Linked DNA regions of Mus musculus: regions 2 and 3 are each linked to region 1. A link is a loop called in an ENCODE intact Hi-C map of the cell type or tissue named here. Cell type or tissue: heart. All regions are shown on one strand.

Region 1 (8,000 bases):
GAAGAAAATATCTAATTTAAAAAAAAGATCATGATAACAGCAATTCTCTCTATTCTCAAAAATGTCTACACTGTATTGTCTTGATAGCATTAAACATTTCTAAGCACCACACAAAGCACACTGGGTGCACTGGTAGCTTCTTTAGTGGGAGTCATCTGAGGGGTGGATTGCACAGTCTTCCAATTCACACCGCTAGAATGATTTCTACGCCTTCCTTAAAAGGCCATTAGTAGGAGGCTCGGTGGCCCATTTGCTTTTGAGTGATGAGCAAACCAAAAACACAGAGGAGCATGCAAATTATTTAGCCGGCTCTTCCCAAAGGCCTAAGGCCAGATGTGGAGGTGACACACATGTAGGTGAGAATTTTAGTTTTCATCAGAAGACGTGAAGTCATGTTGCACTCACCTAAGTGGTTCACTGGGTCAGACCCAAGCAGATTCATTGCTATTATTGAGAGACACGAACAGTTTTATGGTTTCTGAGAAGAATCGGGTAAAACGTGGTAGTGCCTTACTGCCTCGTGATGACAAAACCAGGTGAACTCAGCTCATCTGGCCGAGTGACACCTGGGGGGTTGGCACTCTTGTTGGATGGCTTACGGCCTTTCAAATGTTCTAATTTCTGAGGTCTGGAAATCATCAGTGCACGTTAAAAGAAACGTTCACAAGGTTGAAATTACAGGAGAGTCGTTACCTGAAGGCTGTAGAGGAGACGCGTTAAATTCTGTATTGCTTGTATAATCTGGGGGTATAAGAAAGATTACATGTGTCAAGTTCTTGAAAAACTTCCTTAGCCACGACTTGAGAAAGGATGCTATATGTTTAAAGCATGCGTAGCTCACCTCTGACTGTGAAGAACCGGAGAAACTTCTATATTCCACCTAAAACACATAAAAACACGAGAAAATGAACAGCCACCCGACGTTTGGAAGCTATCAAGTATTCCTGATCTATGGGCTTCCCTGTCTCAACTCCATCACCTCGGCTACAGTAACCATCTCCTCCCAGGCTGGAGAATTAAGCAGCCATTTGACAATACAGGTCTCACTCGTTCAAACTCAGAGGTGTGTGACAACTCTTACCCAACCATCCCTTACCATGGCATAGATGATGGTAAAGAAACGCCAGGGGAGGTTGTTGCACCTGGCTCTCTGGGGGCTACAGGACAGCACAGGGACTCTAGCTCCCCGATATCAACGTTGGAGAATCATGATACCCAAGTAGCCGGTGGTTAGAGAGAGACGGCCCAAGGGAAGCGCTTAGTTGGTGTCTCCAGATCCCACCTCAATTCATCACCAGCCAGCTCCAAACCCATGAGTGAAGCCAGAGGATGCTGGCCATCTTGTCCTTGGGGATGGATGGGGCCTCAGACTTTGTCTCTTTCACACCAGGGAACATCGGGGAATATGTACATGCGGAGAGCTCTAGTTCCCAAAATTGCATTAAGCATTTGTTTATGTGCCGTATGGCTTCTCCCATTAGTAAACCAATTTATGTATTGAATATTATATCTGCAAACCTAAGGCTGGTGTTTCACATTGTAAGGGACACTCAACAAATAAATGAGTATAAGTTACACTTGCTCGCATTCTCTTTAATAAGTAGCCATGAATGCTACAAACTCCACATTTTGTGAACTAGGAAACCATTCATTTCCCTAGCCTCTAAGAGCCTACAGCCTCCTGGATGATGCTTGCTTCTGTCTGAGCACACGTCATGTTCAGCCCTAAACAAAGTCAACCATGTTGCTTCAAGGAGGCTGGGAGCTTAAGCTGCTGGTGAGCGAGCCCCATTTCCTTTGCCTTCATACTGTCACTACAGACTTTGTTGCTAATCAGTCCATTAACAGGGAAGGGACAAAGGTAGAATAGAGAGAAGCATGTCGGTACTTTAGAACTCTGCCCAAATGTACGGAATATACTCTGGTTTGGTGGTTAAGTTCTTGCGTTTCCTATGAGCCCTTCTTGGCCCATCCACTGCTTTAGTGGAAAAACAAAAAACAAAAACAAAAAACCATGATATTTCCAAATTTTATATTCTACCAAGAAGCAAACATGTAGAAATGGGTTGGATTGTGCGACATTTGGTTACTGCTCGAACCTCTGGGTTTGGGAAGACAGAAGAAAGTGTACATTGTCTTTTTAATGGACTTCATGCGCCACCTGGTGGTGGTACTGTATAACTACAGTTGATCCATGCGAGGAGAATTTCTACCCTTGGGTATTGTTTTTAATTCTTTCAGAATTTTGTTTTAATCTAATCTTTTAAAGGACGCTGACGCCAAGACATCACTATATACTTGCTTTATCTGTTTATTTCCATTCTCAAAAGGCCCCATCAAGTGTCAGAGTTTCCAGAGGTTAAAACCTGAACTCACTTCTCCACCTGTAACTGAGTCAGGAGTCAGAGTCAAGCCATTTTCTGTGCAGAACTAGGCTGCATCGACCAATTATCTTTCTTCCCAAACAACCTAGGAGCGATTGTAAGCTACTGGCTTCACGCTTCAAAGTGAAGATCACACGGAGAAGCGCAGACAAGCTAAGGCAAACTAGCTCAAAGCTTACAATCAGAGTAAGTAGAGTAAAATTCTGTATTCATAAATTAACTTGGGCCTCTGAGCTTTGCAAATGAATACTAAGTCAGAGCTGACTTTTCTGTGAAGTTCTGAGAGCCAGACTGGTTCTGTCCTATGCCACGTATCTGGAAAACATGTAACAGTAAGATGTTGCATCTGTAACATGTCGTAGTCCCACACTGGTGCGCATTAATACTTGGTAATGGAGCTAAATCAATGCTAGACAAAGTAAAAACCCTTGACCTGACTCCCCACCTCCCAGGAGCACCGAGCTCTTCCTCCCCTCTTATGAAATCACACACGTCAAGCTAATAGGAAGCTGTATGCATATAATTTCTACACAGAGAGGTCCAGCCTACATATATTAGGAATCAGAGAACATCGTAGCACGGGCAAAGGGTGGTTACGTGGATTCCAAGTCTGCGAGAGGAAGGTGGGATACAGGTGAAGAGCAGAGGATCACAGTAGAGAACAGAAGCAAGACGTCCCAAAGTGGAAATCAGTTCAGCTCACGGGCGCCATCTGGTGGTGAAGCGTCCCAGTGTCGGGTCACCTCTCAAACAGGGAGTTGCCAGAAGCAGTGAGAAAAGCAAAGGTTTGCAATGCAGAGAGTAGGCCGGAAGTCAGAGAGTGCAGACACACATATACACAGGAGGGTTGTCAAGCTTTTCGTTTTGGTTTTTAATAACGTCTCAGTTGATTTTCTTTTTAACATGATATATAAAAACCACGAACATTTAAAGAAGAAATAGTTTAGAAAGTTTCAATATAGATATTTAAATAAATCAGAAACAATTCAGAAAAAGGTATTTTCAATCCACTCATTGCCAGAGAGCTGAATCTACTTTGTATACAAAAGCAATAGGTTCTGGTTACTAGCAAGTTGGTTAACAATTAACAATACCTTCTCCCCTGCATCAGAGACTGCCAAGTCGGTTACCACACCCTGGAGCCCGGGATCCACATCCCAACAGCCTCTTCCTTCTGTCCCTTCTGTGACTAATGCTGGAAGCACGCCATTGAGACAGAAACAAAAAGGACAACATCAAACGTCAGCCGGCCAATTACATTCTTCTGCCCACAACTGAAGCACACTTCAAAAAAAGGAGTCATCACGAGATAATACATACTGAATGAACCTACAGGGGGCGCTAGAGATCGCAAGGAAGCCCGCAGTCCCTGCTCTCCCGGAGCTTACAGGCTAAGAGACACCAAGCAGCATCCTTTGCCACCTGCCATTTTAACTGCGCTTCTTTCTTGGGCTCATGTGTCCATGGGCTGTTTGTGGTACCGAGTCTACATCTCGCTTTCATTTAATAGGACAAAGCTGCCTGGGAAAGAAGTAATTTAAAACAGGTGCCCAGTGGAATTACAGCAAGGTCTCTTGGCAGACCCAGGTCCATAAAAGGCTCCCTCGAGGCCAGTACAAGAGCAGCAGCTGATGGACAAGGTTTAGAACGCAGGTCCAGAGGGCACTGATCTAAGAAGGCTGGAGGCAGCTAACACTTTATGGTCTCAGAGTCATAAAAACTGAGAGCCTGCCTCAGTTTCTCCTCATTTCCAGCTTTGCTCACACTTCCCACTTAAGCTTTAACACTGTAAATACATTTGACCTAGGAAAACACATCCAGAGATGTTAAGTACCAAATACAAATTTACCTTTACCGGTGAAACCTCGGTCGGCAGGATTTCATCATTGCTTTATGGATTTCAGTTAAAACTTAGGCTATGTTCACCTTTTCCTGACTTAAACCAGGCTTCTCAAGGCTGCTCCACCCCACCCCACCCCCAACTTCATTGGAGCAATATCTGACCAGGATCCTGACCAAAATACTCATTTTGTGATGTTTATAAACTTCTTTTAAAAATATGGTATCATCACGCATCTTTATTTCTAACAAGGGGCTGCCCCTTTCTCTTTGTTTAAATTTTAAAAATCACATGTATCACCATTAGGAAACAGCAGCTGCCCAGGATTCCAGAAAGCCTCTTCTAAGCCAGAGTTTTCTGTGAGTGGGAACCACTTCGAATGAACCCAGTGAAAAGCCAAGGTCACCCGGTGCAAGCGAGCACTTCTTAGGCAAGGATGTTGGAGGGACAATTTATAGCAACTTTTCCTAACGCCTAAAGAGACAGTCAAGCCATCTCCAAACCAGGAGCCAGTCTGTTCCTCTTGCCCACTTCCTCACATTAACAGTTAAACGTTGGAGGAAGCTAAGATGGGGCCGAGCAGAGGTAGAAGGGGAGTTTCCAGAAGTTTCTGCACCCTCAGGCATAGCTTCAGGGTGGGCAACAGGGTCTCCACTGGACTGACCATTCTGGACAGTAGAGTATAATAGTCTCCTTTGGTAAGTGTACTCATGAGCTTGTAACCTCAGACCGACAGGGGCTCGCTTCACAAAGGCCCTCCCTGAAGCCCACTGCAAAGCTACTCTGGTCCTTCTTTGAGGGATCCTCTTCTGCCCTTAACAACTGTATAAAGAGACCAAACTCTCAGAGCACCGTAATCCAAGCCAAGCCAAAAAGGATGGCTTCTGGCATACAGGTTCACCCCATGCCTGATCCTAACGGCAGGGCAGGCTGTTCTAGGTCTAGCAAATGGGTGTAGATTCTGTAGGATTCGGACAGGGAGAACCCTCACTGGCCTGCCTGAAGGGAGGAGAGGACCTGGGGAGGGCTCCAAACAGCTGCAGGGCACAGAGGAGCCTCCCAGCTGTCCCTGGGGCGGGGCTGATGGCGGCAAACCCTCAGTATTTTTAGAGAGCACTTCCTCAATGGCATAATGTGGCTCTTCTAAAGGAAATCACCCAGAGCAGTACAACTCCCTTGATGAATCTGGCCGGTCGAAATGAAAAACATATGTGCACATTCTGAAAATAGAAAGCCAGGGTTAAATAAAGCAGAATTTGGGAGGGGAAAATAATTTTGGGTGCTTGTAATAAAACAAAAACCAAAAAAAAAAAAAAAAAAGAATAGAACTAAAAAGTTATACTGCCCCTAGGCATTCTACTGAACCAAGGGATTTGTTACAAGAAAGTCTAAAACAGCATGCCTGTGGTAGCGCACACTTATAATCCTCGAACTTGGGAGAATCAGAAATTCAAGAATTCAAAGCTCATTCTCAACTACAAGAGGAAATTTAAGGCCAACGTGAAAGCCACATGGGACCATTGGGGGGGGGGAGGGTAAAAAAAAGCAGCTCGTGCAGACATTCTCTTTCCAAGTAAGGTTTGTACCATCCTCACATGAAAAATAGTCTCTTTATGCTCTTAGAACCCTTTTTTGGAATTCCGTATTTAGCTTAAAACTCTACATAAAAACAGCATAATTGGGCTCTGAGACATTGCTAAGCTTATTCTCTACCTTATTATTTTTAAAATACATTGACAGCTGAGTGTGATGGTGTACACCTGTGAGTTCAGTGCTTCTAAGGCAGGAGGATCATAAACTGAGATCTGCTCAAAACAGAGAGTATATTCCAACATGAAGAAGAGTCCCTGGGAGGGCTGAGGGTGAGGCTCAGTGGTAGGCTGCTCGCCTGGCATGTCCGAGGTCTTGGGTTCCTGTTTGGCAATCGTGTCTATAATGATGCCACCAAACCTCACGCTCACACGTGCACCTGCATGCCATGGGGGGAGGGGAGGCTTAGCCGAAGGACAGAACAGTACAGCCTACCAATGTTAAGTCTTTGTCCTTGAAATACAAGTGCCATTGTCACATATAATATCTCTTTATGACCAGCATGATTATTCTCAAGGTTTTTTTTTTCTAGTTACAAAAAAATTACATTAAGTTCCCCTGAAATCAGGTAGTTACTGCTTTTGTTTTATGTGACCACTATATGCACTAGAGGCTGTGCGCAGGCTCGTGGCCAAGGCCTGTGCTGTCGTCACTTACAAGCAGTTGGTGACGCTGGTACATCCTGTGTACTGGGTGTGTCCATCAGGACAGTCCCTCCAGGGCTTTCTTCGGATGACTGGCTTACATCGCCCATCTTTGAAGCCTTCACAGCCACTTGCAGACTCTCGGCTAGGAAGGAGGAAAAGCAAAACTAAATCTAAGCCATAAATATACAGAGAGATAGTGTAGTTTACCAGGTGTGTCCAACCTGCAACAGGTGGGCTGCATGGGCCCCAGGCGGTAATGACTAAAACTCAATGCAAAACTGTAAACTTACTTAAAATGTTATGAGTTTGTTTTGTGAATTAATGAATCGGATTGAAACTCTGCCACGTGGCTCTTGAGCAGGAACTTTGTAGATCACAATTTGTTGCAACACAAAGATTGGATGTTGTGATCAACCAAGAGTTGTTAAATCACATTTGATCAGCAACTGTTATTATACAACCCAGGGAACTACAATTTGGTTTTACTTTTCTTTATTTTTCCCCCTAAAAGAGCTTGCGGTAGACGACGCTGGGCTCAAACACCCTAAGGGTTACCTAAGGGTAACCCTGAACTCTTGACCCTCCTGCCTTTACCTCGCAAGTGCTGGGATTCCAGGAGTATGCCACCATGACTGGTTTCTATGACACAATAATTGATGCCCAAGGCCCCATACATCTTCAGCAAGAATTGTACTCACTGTACTACGTCCCCAGTCTGCCTTCCTGGTTCTAATAGTTGTATAAACACATGTTCATGAACACATAAACCTATATCCCCCAAAAGGCTGTGATCTGAAAAAAAATGAAAATACGTAACAGCTGGCCACTTACAGAAAAATCACGCAACCCCGCAGTCTACAGCAGCTGATAGCAGCACCCTTTTGCATAGAGAATTTAACATATTTTTTAAAAATCTATTGTATAAAATATTTCAAATGTAACTTTTAGTCAACTAGTATCCTGGAAACCTTCCTGTAATTCTATTAAGACACATGCACTATTGGGTATTAGGATTTGAAACATTGTTACTAAGATAGTAGCTGTTCCTCAAAGGAGTGTTTCTTCAAATCTGCTTTTAATGGTATACAGTTCCATCTGCTCTCTGGTCCTCGTGGGAAGTACCACTCCCTCAAAAGGAGCCATGTTTACTTACATAAAGGAGTCTCAGCTAGCAGGTGGAATGTGTCGGGGACCTTGTAACCATTTCTAAAGCATCCTCCACACAGACCACATTCGGGTCAGAGAACGACCCACTGAGCACCCACTGTTCTCTGGCTATGGCTACTTCGAGGGAGAAGGGGGAAAGAGCCACTTGCAGCTATGGCCACACAAAGGAGCAGGAGAGCCACAGTCGCTACTGGGACTGGGAAGAAGTTCCTAAAGGGGTGGGCACTGAGCTGACCTGGAAGAGCCGTGGGATTCAAGAAGAGAAGGGAAGGAAAACAGAAGCCCAGCAGAGCAAGGGGGCTTTTCAAAGTGTGCGCTCACTGTCTTTATTTAGACAGTGATGTCCCCACCCCGGCAAGAATCCCTGCAGTC
Region 2 (8,000 bases), 340 kb before region 1:
TGGTGCCTCCTGTTGATATGCCTTCATTTATATGAATGATTTTCATCTTTCAATAAAATCCTTTTGAGAACCATAGCTAAGAGCCCCTGGCTCCCCACTGATCCCTTGGTCCAAGGCCTTCTGAGTGCGGGAATTCCACAGCTGTGCTTCCATGGTAGTAGATGTTGACAAGATGAGAGAAATCAAGATAAAGAGAGCAGCAGACCCATGACATGGAGCTTGACATGGAGCTTAAAACAAAAGCATCACACAAAAGTGAACGAAGAACACTCTTTGGCTAAACCCCGACATTTTTCCATGGTTTGGTTCCATCTGTACAGTTAATGCATCTGAAGAAGGGACAGAAATCCAGGGCAGTGACCGAAGCAGGGCATTCCAAGTTTCACAACCAAGATGAACATTCTGTTTGATCCTTTCTCAGGACCATGACATAGTCCTTACTCACCCTTCAAAGCCCTTTCACAATCTAGAGAAAACAAGCCGGGGGACTTAGGCAACTCCTTAATCCCATGACTGTTGGCAGAAGCACTCCAAGTGTCCAGGTCTGTCCTGCCAGCAGCCCAGTGCCTGTCTGTCTGCACCGCCATGTGTTCCAGATGGGCTGCACATGCTGGTGGGTGAACGTGCCAGGCCTGGGAAACTTGAAATGTGCATTTGATCAGTGAACTCAAGGGCTTGGTCACTGGTGAAAATTCACTTTTCCCTTGGACTTGTCCTCCCAGACATGTTTGCGTTATGATGACAATTTGTAATTACATGAAGTCTTTCAACCTCAAAAATCTTCAAAGTCCTTTTAGATGGGAAATGTTCTCAAGTCTTCCGTTTGGCTTTCCGGGACATTCTGCTGGCCCAAGTCTTATGGAGGTGGCGAGTTGTCCTGTATAAACTGCTGGAGGGTGGGTAGAGAGTTCAAAGCAGAAGAACTGAGAGCTCTAATCAAAATTCTCCCTCCAGAGTTGGATTACAGATGCCCGAGAACTCCCTCACCACGTACATCAAGGGATGTTCTAATGGAGTGACTTTCAGAGAAGGGGGCACTTGGCCTCTCTTGTCACTTTGACCCTTTCTTACTGACTTGGCCTATTTTGGGACTTTTGGTTTTCAGAATCTCAAAAGGAGGATTAACAAGGAGTTCGTGATAGCGCGTGACAATGGGGCAGACCTTGTCTGTTGATGTCTTTTCCAAATTTCCTCCACCTGTCTGCCTCTGGGTTTGTTTGCCTGCAGTAGAGGTAGATGGTTCTGTCTGCAGATGGCTTCCCATCTCAGGCCCCAGGCTCTCCTGCTTCTCTCTGCTCAAGGCTTTCTGTGCCTCCCAGGGGGCTACTCAGTTCTCTCAGAGCCAGGGGGATGTTTTCTGGGTTAACTATTCTCAGTGGGAATCATCAACAACAAGACTCTACAGAGGGCTACACCTGGTTTCATGATCTTGGGGGAGGTGGAGATGATGTAATATGTTCTGCATTGTTTGTATGGGGTCCCAGTAGGACTACTAAGCTCCAGTTTGTTTCCATAAATGGCTTGTCATATTTTTTTCTCACTTTTCCTCATTATTTCAGGTTTGTTTTCTAGACTCACCTACGGGTTCATCCACTAGCTTCCAGTCTGTGTGCTGGCATGTGTTTCTATATGGCTCCTGTGCAAAGACACTAGGTCAGTGTGTTCTACATTCTCTGTCATGGATTCAGTTCAGTAGGACAAAACTGTTTTCAAACGTGCTGAGTTTCGGGATGGAATCAGGAACACTTGGGTCTTTAGGTTTATGTCTATGAAGGTATACTGAATCCCTGTCAAGATTTATGTCTCCCTATTGGCTGTGTTTAAAGGAGTTTGGAGATCATAGCTCCAAATGCTTTTGACATTTGACTTGTTCAAACCAAACATAATTTCCATATGGGAAGAGAGATCCGAGAGGGAGAGAAACAGTGGGACCTGAACCTAGAGGCAGCATTTCTCACAGTCACAGGAACAGGAAGAGCGTGGATGCCAGTTTTAGAAATCAAAGGCTCAACCTGATGATCTCTGATGCTTAACCTGCTCTGACATTGCTGGGCATCCGCCATTCCTGGAGGGTTGGCAGATGGGCATGCCCACATTGGTGGCCATCTCTTGATCTGACCCTTGAGTGGTTCAGAGTTTAGGGAAGCCCTTCACCCTCCTGCCAGTGCAAAGGAGCAGGCAAGAGACTCTTCCTGGAGTTCTGCTTGCCACTGTTGCTGGCATGATTGTGTGGGAAAGGATGTCACTCATGGGTCACAGGGAAGTGGGAATGTCTGTGGATAGGTAGAAGGTTACAGGGTCACTCCAGTTTGCTCTCTGTCTTTGACAATGCATAGCTTCTCTGAGAGGAGCTGTCAAGGCAAAGAGCCAACCCAGAGGGCACCAAGGACATGACTAATGGGGTACCATTGCAAAGTTGTGTTGTTACTACAAATCTCAATGTTTCCTGAGATTAGAGGCTTAGATGCTTCTGTCATTGCCCTAATACTTCACTCTGCATGCTTGACTTAGTGGCATCCACTGGTCCATGTCATTCTTTGACCTGGGAATCTTGAGATTGCCTCCCCCTTTCTTTCATTTCCTTCTTTCTTTACACACACTGTTCAAAACACCAGCCCTCAGGCAGTGGTATAAATAAGAATGCCCCCCTACAGGCTCGATCATATATTTGAACACTTAGTCAGTAGGTAGTGGCACTGTTTGAGAAGGATTAGGAGGTGTGGCCTTTGTTGCAATAGGTGCAGCCTTGTTGGAGGATTGGAAGAAGTTTCTTACTGGGTATGGGCTTTGAGGTTTCAAAACCCTTGCCAAGCTCAGTATTGCTCTCCCTCATGCACTTCCTCTGTCTGTCTGTCTGTCTGTCTGTCTGTCTGTCTGTCTGTCTCCCTCTGCCTGTGTATTAAGTTATAGCTCTCAAATTACTTCACCATGCCTGCCTGCCTGTCACCTTGCTCCCCCACCATGATGATAATGGGCTAAACCTCTGAACTGTAAGCTAGCCTACAATTGCAAGAATTGCCTTGGTGATGGTGTCTCTTCACAGCAAGAGTGACTAAAGATACCTCCCTTCTCTACACCATGATTCCAGAAGTCAGGGAGGTCACACATGTTATTTTTAATTTCTTTGTGCTCAAGATGAAACCAAGAGCCTCTCATGTGCCAAACCTGCATTCTACTATGGAGCTAGGTTTCCGTTTTTATTTGCTCACATTTTTTATTTGCTCTCATTTTTACCTCTTTGATAATGCATTCGTTAGCATGCAACTGGGAAGGGAGGAATTAAAGAAAAGAATTGGGCCTTAAATATTACCTTAAAGGACAGATGATAAGATATGGTTTTAAATTAGAAGAATCTATGGCCAAAGAAACACCACCCCGAGGAAATGAGTTACCAACAGATGGGAACCAGATAATCCCACGTGAAATAAAAAGCAGTAACAAGAGTAGTTAATAATTATTGAGTATTTTGCATCAAGTACTCTTGAATTTCTTCGCATACATTCACATTTAATGAAAAGAACTGTTAAGTTGATGTGATTTGTGTCCACAGTTTGTAGGTGAGGTGACCAGAGCACAGAAAGCTGCCCAGTGGCTATGTGGCATTGTTGATAGGTGAAAACGGGGAGGCCGGCTTGAGAGCCTGTGCTCCTAACCAGTTACCTCTCCCATCTGTGGATGGAAGGTTCACGGAAACCTTGAAAATCAGTTTTGTTGGAATAGTTAGAAGCTAGGTGTTTGGTAATGGGGAGCCAGGCACTTTAGCTAGAGGATAGAAGCATTTTTTAGATGCCAAAGCTGCCCTGGTCCTGAGAACTGACACTGCTTCCTTCTCCTATAGGACTTGCTGTGGCTGAGTTTTGGATGCGATCTCCATTTGACAAGGAATAAAGACGAGGCATAAATAAGTAACATTTATCTTGTCTTACATATGGATCTCCTAGCCCTCCCTCCCTTCCTCTTTCTCTCTCCACCCTCCCCACTTCAATCTTTCTTCCTCCTTTCCTTCCTGATGCTCAGCAGCAAGATGTTCCAGTCTGGGATGATCTGAAGAAAGGGCAAAAGAGAACAGTGTATTCTGGGAATGCAGGCGCCGCCGCTGCTTTGGACTTGCTTCCAGCGGAAATCCCCATGCAGATCGTATCTTCCACGTGTCTGCTCAAACACTAAGATAAATGTCATGAAACAGGAGCAAAGGAGAGGCTTCTAAAACACCAAGATGCTTGAAAGCAGAGAATCCTGTAGGGCCTAGCAAAGACTTTTATCTCTCCGCTTCATTTCTCTAGGGAGTCTTAACTGCTCCAGATTCAATATCACCCTTGAGTGACTGGGAAGCAGCAAGTGGTCAAATTATTTTCACTGTCTGTATGGAGTCCCTGGTGTACCAGGAGGCCGATGCCTCCAGAGAAGACCCACAAATGACTGTCACGCACTGTGGGGGCCACAAGGAAGCAGTGTGCACACTGGCCTGGGAAAACAACACGCCAGAGTAACAGGGGTATTTTGCAAGCTTTTAGTTGATTCCTCATAAGGGCAAAGTCTAATTGCATCTCAGATATCAAAGTTGTGCTGCACAGAGCCCACTGTAGCCCTTAAAAAAATTTATGTTCTGTTTAGCAGGGCCAGCAGGTTCAGAGCCACGGTCACCGGCTGCCTAATTACTCTTGCGTGGTTCCCTTCACCCCACCCTTCCATTTGCTGCAGTCAAGAGTTATGGCTCTGATCATTCCAGGCTGTTTCTTGAACGTAACTGGAAATATTACACAGTGTGACCGCCTCCCTTCTGGGACTGGAATATGAGATATTGTGTAAGCTTGCCTCACATCCTTCAGAGCACATGGAGGTGGGGACTTTCTCCTGACAATTCCCACACTCTGTCCCCTTGAGTGTGCCAACCCCTTCTTGCAAGTCTGAATTCTCTTCTCACATTCAGAATGATAACAAAAGCACAGACCCAGTGGGCACGCTGGCTCTTAAAATCATGCTGACATTCAGAAAACGGAAGCAGGAAGAACATGAGTACAAGGCCAGCCTGAGCAAGAGAGTGAGAACCCATCATAAAAAAAAGACAAGAAGAAGAAGAAGAAGAAGAAGAAGAAGAAGAAGAAGAAGAAGAAGAAGAAGAGGAAGAGGAAGAGGAAGAGGAAGAGGAAGAGGAAGAGGAAGAGGAAGAGGAGGAAGAGGAAGAGAAGGGGAAGAGAAGGAGGAGGAGAAGAAAGGAAAGAGAAAAGAAAACCTGTTTCTTAGCTCTAGCATGAGTGGTCCTACTTTGCAGTCTCTTGAATTTTAAAAGACAGACACAGACATAACTGGTCCTCAACCATTGCTTCATACCAGTGGTCTTCCTCTTTAATACAGTTCCTCATGTGGTGGTGATCCCCAACTATAAAATTATTTTTGTTGCTACTTCATAACTGTAATGCTGATGCTGTTATGAATCATCATGTAAATATCTGATATGCAGATGGTCTTAAGCCCCTGTGAAAGGCTCATTCAATCCCCAAGGGGACTGTGACCCACAGGTTGAGGGCTGTTGCTTTATACCAATCTGAAGGCAGACATGCATCTACAAGCTGACCAATAGTAATATTCTGAGTTCTCACAAGGCAACTCTTTTGCAAAAGCACAGCATGGCCTGGAGCAATAGGCCTTTCTGTTTCAATAGCCAGGACCAAATGGCTAGGTCTAGGTGGATCCTGGAGTGCAGTCTTGGAACAGCCCACCAGGGCCTCAGTGCAGGTCTCCATGCTTTGTTCAGACATCTCCCTGCTGTGCTCCGAGAAGCTGTAGGGCACATTCATCCGCCCAGGCTCGAGGCCTTGCCTCACACTCGGCTCCTTTATCGTTTCAAGAGATTTGCACTGTGGAGGTCAAAGGGAGCAAGCCGGGCCAGGCCCCACCTCAGCACCAGCCAAAGTTGCTGTCAGCACCAGATGGAGAAATCGTCAGCCCAGCCAGGTAAGAGGCCAAGGGAAACCTCTGCCTCATCAGAAATACTTTGCATTTTTCCTCCTCTTTTTGCAGATGAGCAATGGTGAGAGATGAGTTCTGCCTTCTGAATGTGACTTCGTGGTCCATAGTGTAAGTGTGCATTATGCAGATGTTCTAAATGCATCAACACAATTCTCCAGAAAGCCCTGGAGACTAAGCTGCCTTGGGATTTTGCCACCGTAGGGTGCTCAGAGTCACACGAGCACACGGATTTACCAGTATGAAAATTATAGCAGACATCCACCAAGGCATCTGCTTTGCAAAGAACCTAAACACTAGATGCTATATCTTCTTGCATATCACCGCAGAATTAAGACTCATCTTTCTCCTTTCTGTTTATCCAGTCTGTTGGGTAAGTAGAATTGGCTAAACCAATGTTCTTCCCTTCATCAGCTCAAGTGACTTGTAGCTTCTCCCTCTTCTTTAAGGGAGGCCGTGCTGGCTCCTTGTTTTGGATGATTCTCTTGAGAGCCTTTCAAAGAGCCTGTTCTATTCTTTTTTTTCTCTCCACACAAGAACGAGTGCCATCTTCCTGCTTAGAGTGTCTTCCATGGTCTGAGGCCCACTGGAGAGCTTCCCTGGGAAACTTTTCCCCAGGTGTCTTGGGACATGAGGGAGAGAGACAAGGTAGAGAGAGGGGTGGAGGAGGGGCACCGGCTTTTATAGGAAAGTGGAGAAAACTCACCACACAGTTAATTAGAAAGTGCCATGAAGCAAGTCCAAACTTTATGGCTTTCCTAGAATTGATGACGGCTTCTAACTGGGCCTGCCCGCTCCCATGCAGGTGTGTGCAACCTCCAGGTCCATATGGTTTTTGGCTGCCCCGGGCCTCATTCTTTGTTTAGCCCAGGATCCTGTAACTGAATATCGCTTAATAACTTTTTGTAATAATGTAGCTTGAATCAGCTTCTAGGTCCAACCAACCTCTGCTTCCTACAGACTCCCGCTGTCTTCCTGGCACACCTGCAGGGAGACACAGCCCCTTGGTTGCCCCTAGGGCAATAGCTTACAATAGTCTTAGGCTTACAAAGAGGCAGCTGCGGGTTCAATGAGGGAGGAGGCCAGGGTATAGAGCTTACTCTCTAGAAGTAATTTGTTTCACTTAGGACCTGCCAGGAGGGCTGGAGTCCTGTGACTTGAAAAAAAAAAGCCAGAGTTTTTTTTACTAAAATAAAAAAAAATTATGGTAATGTATAACACACAAGCAAGCCCTGGCTTATACAATCTGATTTATAGGCACCCCTGAAGGTCCAGGTCACTTGGGAGCCCGAGAATGGTGGGGCCAGCCTTATTACCAAAGAAATTCTCTCCTTTCTCCATTTGTTGTGGTCCTGATACCCTCCCCTTCAACCCCTCTGCCCCACCTCCTTAACTAAGGGCATCACACTGGGAAAAGTCCCTTGTGGCTGCAAGTCAGACTCAGCTGGATTCCTGGTCTTAGTCCTGCAATGAGGCAAGCCTGGAGTTCCAGAAAGTGGGTGCTCATTTGATTCTTTTGGGTCTTTCTGAATTTCAGAATGTCTAAGGAGCTTTTGAAGGATACCGGTACCTGGTCTCACTGCGCTAAATAAAAAGTGTTCTGGTGAGTCCAGAGAGTCCTTGGCTGGGCAAATGATTCTCCTTGGGAACTCCCTTCAAGTAAGGTGCAGCCATGGTCACTTGTTGTGCTTTGACGTGTTTCCCTATGCCTTCTGTCCTCAGGGGTGGGGGTGGAGCTTGCTTGAGCCTATAGTGCATCCTTTGTGCCACAAAACACAAGAGCAGGTGATAGGAGGGAGGGAGGCACAAAACTGCACTTTGGTAGTTATCTAGGACTCTAAAAATAGACGCAGAATCAAGAAAGAAATAGACACATGTGTTCTGTCCCCAAAGTCCTGAGCAGGGAGCAGAGGGTCAGACATGTCCCAGAGGGTCAGCAAATGTTCCAGGAAGCCCTTACCCATGGAAGGATGCTGCCATTCAGCTGGACGGAGGCAGACTCCATGACCCTTTGGGGCTGGAGATGGAAGAAC
Region 3 (8,000 bases), 500 kb before region 1:
AAAGTTACTCTTACAGGCCAGAAAAGGAATTCCTCATGTGACAGGGCAAGGCACTGCAGAGGATCCTGCATCTTGTATTCTTGCAGAATTTAATCTCTTTGATGGAGACTCCCATGGGAAATTGACAGAACTCTATTCTAGGAACCTGAGGTCAAGATGCCCTGGCTAACTTAGTTTCTGTTAAACTGCTTCCTTCAGCAGAATCCCCTCCAGGTATCTAAGCTTGGGATAAACTGCTTGCTTTTGTGGAACACCCCTGTAGCTGCCCAGCCAGAAGCCAGGATGCAGTTTTTTGCTTTTAAAAGCCCCTTGGTCTAAGTGCTCAGGGCTACACTTAGTTCCGGAGTACTGGAATATAGTACTAGTTGGCTGGAATTCTGGAGTACTGGAGTATAGTACCGGAGTTGTGGAGTATAGTACCGGCCGGGTGGAACAGACTTTCCGTTGTCTATAAATGGTGTCTGGGATCTTTGGTGGGCTACTCTTGGAGTTGGTGTTCCAGGCAGTGGTGAACCACTCGGCATGGCAACTGGGAACCTCAGGAGGAGCAGCGAGCTCTCTTACCTGCTGAGCCATCTCTTTAGGCACCTCCCCTTGCTTTGTGACCGACAATGGCCTTACCATCCACCTGCTCTTGAGGTTGTGCCTCTGTGCTTTTGTAATCAGATCTGGGTTGAGCCTTCTGGAGAGAGACCGTCTAGAAGTGACTGGGGTTCTCTTTAGTGTCTTAGCAGGTGGCACAGATCACAAAGCTGATGACATTCCTGGTGACCACTCCTTTAGCTTCCTGTCTGCTAGGCTTCCTTAGCTAAAAGCCATTCTTTTCTCTCCTGAATCTGTTAAGCATTTAGCAGGGAAGGCTCTTGCTCTCCCACTCCCATCCCCCTACCCCGATCTTGCCCTGCATCAAGCTTCCAATCGGTTTCTGGCTTCAGAATGAATTCATAGTTGCCCATTTCATCCAACGAATTTTCATCTACTAATAGTATGATTTTTTGATGCTCATATTGTCCTTCAGTGGCCAGTGGGAGTTCAGTCAGGCTGATGTTTGTTCCTTTAACATCTCTATCTTTCTTCTTGAGCGCATCCTTTTTGGCATAGCAAGATAGTATCTTCATCTGACTTTTTCTAAGTTTCTGTTTTGGATTCAGTTGTTTGTTCAGGAGGCTCTGGTTTCCTGGAATAGAGGATGGTACTGAAAAGTCAGTGTCTGGGGGCCAGGGATGCGGCTCCACTGGGAGAGTCCTTGCCAGCACAGATGAAGACCTCCACTTAGATCCATCACAAATGTATGGTATACTAGGATGTGCCTGCAATCCCAGCACCCAAGAAGCAGGAGAAAGAGGGTCAGAACTTCAAAGATGTCCCAAGATCCAACACAGTGGGTATGAGGCCAGCCTGGGATACATGAAACTTTGAAAATATCACCCTTTAGCATCCCTTTTTCCTAAATACTTCATTACAGAGCAATAAGTTATTTCCCCAGCACTTAGGAGGCATAGGCAGGTGGATTTCTGAGTTTGAGGCCAGCCTGCTCTACAGAGTGAGTTCCAGGACAACCAGGGCTACACAGAGAAACCCTGTCTCGAAAAACAAACAAACAAACAAACAAACAAACAAGCAAAAGTTATTTCATGAAACGAGCCAAATTAAGCCAGATTAGAGTATATCTAAAGGCAGGTTATTGGAAAACCTTTCCTGGGTTAGTGAGTTCACCGATCCCAAGGATAGAGGCCAGGAAAGTCACCGTGGGGAGGGAGACAGAAGGGAGGGAGATATGCCAGCGGAATGTGTAGAGGATATGTAGAGGGTAGGTAGAGACCCAGGTTGAGACTGAAGGATGCTGGGAGAACCTGAAGGCCAGATCCACTTTGGTATGTTAAATATGCACCTCAACGCTTTGTCCACGGTCTGAAAACCAACACAGAGTAATGCTTAGTTTTGTATTTATCTTTATCCATTGAACACTATTCATATTAACATCCATTTCCAATCTAGTCTTTCTGATATCCTTAAAATTCTTCCTTACCTGACTGCCCTCTCTGGATGATGTAACTCTTTACCCATCTGCCATCTCTGCTGCGGGTTTCCTTTTTCAGCTCTCTCCTCTAGCCGCTGGGGCATTGACTTCCCAGGCTGGGTCCTAATTGCACTGCAGGACACCATCTTTCGGCCTAAATGAACATTTACATCCCATCTTCCAAACGTCTTTGCCCTGTTTTGGCTCTGACTGAATACCCCAGGCTGCCCCGCATGCCCCTGTGGACACTCGGGTTACCCGGCTTAGGCTCTTTAATATCAGTCTACAGGGTTACAGATAGATACCTGCTCCTCCCTGAAACTCCTAGAAGTCAGTGTGACTCAGCACATTTTTAAGGGTCTTCCTGGGACTGTACAAAAACTCTGTGTGTGGGGGGGGGGGCTAAGCTAGGAGAAAAATGACAAATAATAATCAAATCTGACCAACAAAATAGACAAACATGGTCCCGGGGGATGGAGAGGAAGGTTGTGGCATCAGCCCCTAGGCTCACTTACCTGTGAAGTGTCTGCAGGAGTGAGGAGGGAGCCATGGTAAGAGGGGGGCAGTTTTCTACATATATCCTGTGATTTCTGCTCTAGATATCTCGATTAAGAAATAAATGAATAAATTGGGGACTCGGCCAATGGCTCAGTGAGAGGGAACTGATGAGAGAGGCTTCTGGCAGACCAGGTGACTTCAGGAGGAAAAAAAAAATTAATTCAATTTCATCGAGTGCATTTCCTCTGGACCCAGGAATCACAGGAAATGCAATGTCTTTGAAAGGATGGAGTAGATTTCATTTTCTAGCGATCACTTTCCTTCTGCTGGTGACACACTGTTACTTCAAAGGCCTGGACCGGGGCGTGTTTCCTGTAAGGGTGAGCAGATTTGAATGACCGCTCAGGATGGACCTGCTCTGTAAGCACCCACCCCATGGGGCAGGCAATCTTGGGAATTACTGCTTTCCCGGCCCCTGCCTGCTGGGCTCGGGGCCTGGTGAGGTGATGGGGGTGGGGTAGGGGATTTCACAGTTCCCTAGCTCAATTAGGAGACAAAGCAGGATTGTTCTTAGCTTTGTTTTACGGAATTTCAATTGGGGGGGGGGTGTAAAAAAGATTCCCCGAGGACGCAAAACCCTAAATTGTTCTTGCTTTATCTTCTTGTTAAAATGTGTTGTGCATTCCTGGGCTGGAAGGCAGAGGAAATAAAGCTTCGCCGCTACCCCACGCGCCCTTCCCTATCTAGCCCTGTCAGGTCCCAAGTATTTGAGGGAGTTCTAATTACAGAGGAAACAGACTCCCTATCTGGTCTGGACTCTTGTCAGTGGAGAGTGCTCTTAAACGTTCCACATGGATTCAGGGAAATACGATTTGGAGAAGTGCTGATTTTTATTGGGCATGACTAACTCAAGCTGCATCTTTGTATTTTTTTTTCACTCCCTTTTAAGAATAATCGCTTCAAAATGATTAATGATGCCTGAAGCCACCGTCCTCACTTCCTGCGGTGAAACGCGGAACTTTTTGTGCATGTCTGGGTTTGTACAAGGGTGGGCTCCCAACTCACTGAGACAGTTTCCCATCCTGTCCAGACAGTTGGGTTATTGTTCAGGAAAGCTGAGTCTCTGGGGGGTGGGGTGGGGGCTGCAGAGAGGGGACCCTGTTCTGTCCCCCTCAGGGAGAAAAGAAAGGCTTCGCTCCAGTTACAGGAGAGTGAAATTGGTTAACCTCTCAAGGTGCCAGGACAAGCTTGTTGCTGGATTAGTTGGGTCCTAATTCTCTCTTCTCTCTCACTCCTTCTTCCCCGCCCCCTTCCCTCTCTCCCGTGTGCGCGCGCACGCGCGTGTGAATTAAGAACAAAACCTTGGTGTCTTTGAAAACCAGTAGAAACAAAAGGTCACCACCCTGCTGGGATGCAGCCATCTCTAGGTCCAGGCAGAGCTCCCCTGCCCCCCGGAACTCCCCAGGGGAGCATCCTGCCTTCTTCCTAGGATCGTCCTGGGAAAGCTGTTGCCTGGTCGTAGCCCGGAGACCGCAAGGATTCTAGCTCTAGCCGAGTCCCGCCCTCCCATCTCTGCCGGCCTAGGAGATATCTGCGGCAGCTGCAGGGGCCATTTTTTATAAATCGTATTTAGTAAAGACTGTGAGTGATTTTTGTAGATGACAGGAAAGTACTAGAATACTGGTGACTGGTTCCCCTGGTGGATTCTGAGAGGCTAGTTTGTCATGTAAATGTTTGCAACCTTCTGTCCAACTCCTCCATTCTGTCTTTGCATTTCAGTTCTGAGGAAGGCCGACTGGTGAAGTATGTACTAAAAGATTTCCTTTGTGAAGCTCAGTGCAAGCAATAACAATCTCTTCTGCCCATAAGGTATGGAGCGCCTGAGCTTTGGAGGACTGGCCACGTTAGGACTAGCTAGCTTAAAAGAGACAAGAAGGCTAACAAAATTCTCTCCACTAAAGGCGCATGCCAGGCAGTGAGCAGGGCACAAGCTTCTCTCCTGAGCAGATTCATCACAGGAGATGTCGGTGTCCAAGGGATTCATCACGTTAGAGCTTGTGAGCCCCGACTGAGAACAACATCTGCAAAAAAAAAATATGGAAACATGAAGTATTCCTTTAGGGTTACCTTCTATTGAAAAGTCAGGGAGCACACACCTGCAGTCCCAGCACTTGGGAGGCAGTGGGGGGAGGGGCTGCTGGGAGGGGAGCTGATCTCTAGTTTAAGGCATGTCTGGGATAGATAGTGAATATCAAACAAATAAGGAGTCAAGTGTGAGACCAAAATGAACTCCCCCCTCCCCCAGATTCAATAGCCTATCTGTTTTTTCCTGAGCAGTGCTATTCTGGTTGTATAAATCAAATTCTCGGTTTGCAGAACGATTCTGGCATCAAGTGCATTAGAAATAGTGATTTTAGGCAGGGTTCCCAGGGGGTTAGAGCTGGGAGCACTGGTCTTTATGTTAATAGGGAGAGCACCTGCTTGAGCAATCTGGGAACACTGGTTTTCTTCCCACGGTGCCTTCTCCATGTGAATTAATCTGTTAGCTGGTATGTGTGTCAGTTTATTTAGGAACATGTGTGCTGACAATTGGCTCCTGACTGTAAAATAAGGTCTTGGGGGAGATCATGATTAATTGCCTGCCTTACTGTGTGTGTATGTATATGTGCCTTTGATGACAGGCATTATCAGTGCGCATGTGTCTATAAAACTAAAGACAAACTAATGGCAAGCAATTATTAAGACATCGGAAGTGTGAATGAACAGGAAAACTTGGAGTTATCTGGACTTCCATTCTCTTCATGGACCTCGGAGCCAGGGAGATCTTACTTCTGAAATGCAGCATTTTCAGATATAGAACAGGCAGAAAAGTGTTCTTGGAGCTCTTGGAATTATAGGGACACACATTTTATTTAAAAGAAACAGGGCTGCTTAGTACAGTGGCATGTGCTTGCCTGCCAGCCTTCTGTTGGCTAAGGCAAGTTCAAGGCTGGCTTGAGTGCTCTAAGGAGAGCTTACCTCAAAACACAAAACAAAGACGCCAACCAAACCAAACCAAACCAACCAACCAACCCACCAACTAATAAACAACTGCAACAGCAACAACAACAAAACAAACAAAAACCCACAGCAAACAAACAACAAAACAAATACAAACAAAATAAACAAACAGTGCTAGATCTCAAACAGAAGATCTTTACAACAATTATTTGTTTTTCTGCTCTGTTCCAGCCTTCTAAAGCTGTGAATGGTGGTCAGCTCTGTATTCAATGTCTTAACAAGGCAGAGTCCTATTGGTCTCTTATTAAAGCCCAGAACAACAGACAACTGGATAATACAGTTCCCCACAAAACAAAATGTGAGCAATTTACAGTCATTTTTATCAGTGAGATATTGAAACAAACAGCACAAAAGGTAGCATTGCTTCCTTATAAAATGAACACAGTTTTATGAAGACCAAAACCTATTCCCAGAGAAATGGAGCTTTAAGCTGAAGAACTGGACAACAGTGGGGGTTTTGTTTGTTTTGGTTTTGGTTTTGGTTTTCTAAGACAGGGTTTCTCTGTGTGGCCCTCTGTGGAGATGGATGAAGATAGAAATTTTACTTCACAAGGATGAGGAATTTTTTTATTGGTTGGTTAGTAATTTGGGTGTTTTCTTTGGACACAGGCTTTCGCTGTGCAGTCCTGGCTGTCCTGGAACTTTCTCTGTAGACCAGGCTGGCCTGGAACTCAGAGATGTGCCTGCCTCTGCCTCCAGAATGCTGGGATTAAAGGTGTGCGCCACACCCAGCTAAGGCATGCTGAAGACTACAATTCTGGCATTAGCATTCTCTTTGGAATATTACTGTAGCATCGGAATCCAGAGTGAATCTAAGGGGAGGGTGCAGAGGTGACCAGCTGAGAGACAGCTTCCCCAGCATATGACAATTTCCCCAGCATATGACAACTGTCTGAGTGCTGGATGTCCTGCACACATCTGCTCATTTGTCTTGTTTTAGACACTGGCCTTGGGAGGTTGCTGGAAGCGCGGTGTGGCTCCTGCAGTGGGCATCTGGGGGAGAGGCCTGAGCTTTTATCTTACTAAAGCCAACTGCCTGGGAATGGAGAACACTGAGGAGATGGAAAGGGTGAGCAAAAAGCTGGAAGAGGCAGAGAAGTCATCTCAATAAAACCAGAGATGGCAGCAGGCAGCACGGAGGGCTGCAATGGCGGAACTATCAGCGGCTGCTGCACGGGAGGCTACGTGGGCTGGAAACAAGCCAGCTCTGCTGTGGCTAGATTGGGGCCAGGGTTAGGTGGGCAGCCAGGCCACGAGAAGGTTGGTGAGAAAGTGAAGCGGGTGGCGACTGCGCACAGTTCAGAAGGCAGCAGAGTGGCGGGCTGTTTTTCTTTCTTTCCCAGAAGGAGGACTTGAAGATTCTCTCAATCACTCAGCAAATATTTATTGGTGTCTACTAAGAGCTAAATGCAGAGGAGTTGGAGATAAAAGGAGCTCCCGGTGCTCCGAAAGAGCTCTCCGTCCCGGAGCTTGCAAAGGGAGAGGAGAGGTGAACAGCGAGCCTAATACCGTGTGTGTCAAGAGCCCCGTGGGAGGGGAGGCCACAGCTCTTGTCACACAAGAGGGAGAGTATTGAGGCTTCCTGGAGGGCTAATTAGGCATTCACCAGGCAAATCGCGAAGGGAGAACAAGGGGCTCAGAGGGACGGAGCTGGAAAGCTCAGTTGCAGAATAGTGTTGAGGCAGGAGGCAGCAGTGGGTCAGCAGGCTCAGGGGAAACCTCCAGTATGGCTCATAGGGAGTTTCTGAACCACAGAGTGGGTAGCCGAGGGCGGCAAAGAGCAGCAGAGGCTTGACCAAGACTGGAAAATGAGGTTCCGAGGGAGGGAGAAAGGTTGGCCTTGGCTTTCCTGGCAGGGTGGGGGCTGAGGCCATCTGCCAGCACACCCGAGGATTGCCATATTGTCATTATTTGAGATTCACAAAGACTTTCAGCAGCCCTGTAACCGACTCTCACTGACACCCCAGCCCTACATCTGTTGATCTGCTTTTAAATGTGGTGCGATCTTCCCTCCCCGGTATCTGCAGCGATGTAAGTGCCAGGCGTGACAGGCCTGGACAGGAGCCAAGGAGTATTGATTACATACTGTCTGTCCTCTAGTCGAAACTTGTTTATGTTCCAGAGTCAAACATCACCCAACAGGAAGGATTCTTTGTGGGAGTTTTCCAGGAAACAAAATCAGAAGTTGGTTTTGCATTCATTCATGTGTATTTAAAAGGGAGTCTCTGGCCTCTTTTTAAACTTCAAAGAGAAGAGTCATATAGGAGATGCCACGTAACATCTTCTGACACAAAGAACTCTGATCTGAACTCCGGAGGCCACTGTACCTTGGGGTAAAGGACCTTCTAGGTTCCAACTAGGGTGGTGAACCCCAGAGAAGAACCTAGACTTTTGACATATGAATGTTTTAGGTTTAAATTTT

The links. A loop is a pair of places that touch in the nucleus more often than their neighbours do. Peaks named below come from ENCODE experiments on the same cell type or tissue, not always from the same donor. Only the 100,000 strongest peaks of a DNase experiment are listed, where the experiment ranks them.
Region 2: a loop joins it to region 1, with 2.8 times the contacts of the local background. A loop is called at or near these places in 11 of 42 quality-filtered maps.
Region 3: it touches region 1 in a loop (3.0-fold over the local background); 4 of 42 quality-filtered maps call a loop at or near these places.

What each region holds. Positions count from the first base shown.
Region 1 is chr13:97,935,982-97,943,981 of GRCm38, forward strand. It overlaps Arhgef28 (Rho guanine nucleotide exchange factor (GEF) 28), which reads right to left. Exons shown (of 36, transcript NM_012026.2): 30 at 6,472-6,603; 31 at 3,479-3,579; 32 at 842-880; 33 at 694-741. Among named protein-coding and RNA genes, the nearest start is that of Gm34388, 46 kb to the left of the region's middle. In heart, CTCF peaks have their summits at 2,166 (motif pointing left), 3,101 (motif pointing left) and 3,732 (motif pointing right); DNase peaks (open chromatin) are centred at 3,080, 3,700, 5,300 and 6,500; H3K27ac peaks cover 387 bases.
Region 2 is chr13:97,594,528-97,602,527 of GRCm38, forward strand. No RefSeq gene overlaps it. Among named protein-coding and RNA genes, the nearest start is that of Gm34087, 24 kb to the right of the region's middle. In heart, no CTCF peak of the experiment used is centred here; DNase peaks (open chromatin) are centred at 544 and 4,784; H3K27ac peaks cover 816 bases.
Region 3 is chr13:97,432,155-97,440,154 of GRCm38, forward strand. Lncenc1 (long non-coding RNA, embryonic stem cells expressed 1) reads left to right here and starts at 2,816. Exons shown (of 2, transcript NR_110432.1): 1 at 2,816-2,938. In heart, no CTCF peak of the experiment used is centred here; DNase peaks (open chromatin) are centred at 2,917, 3,347 and 3,947; H3K4me3 peaks cover 2,955 bases; H3K27ac peaks cover 4,336 bases; H3K27me3 peaks cover 515 bases.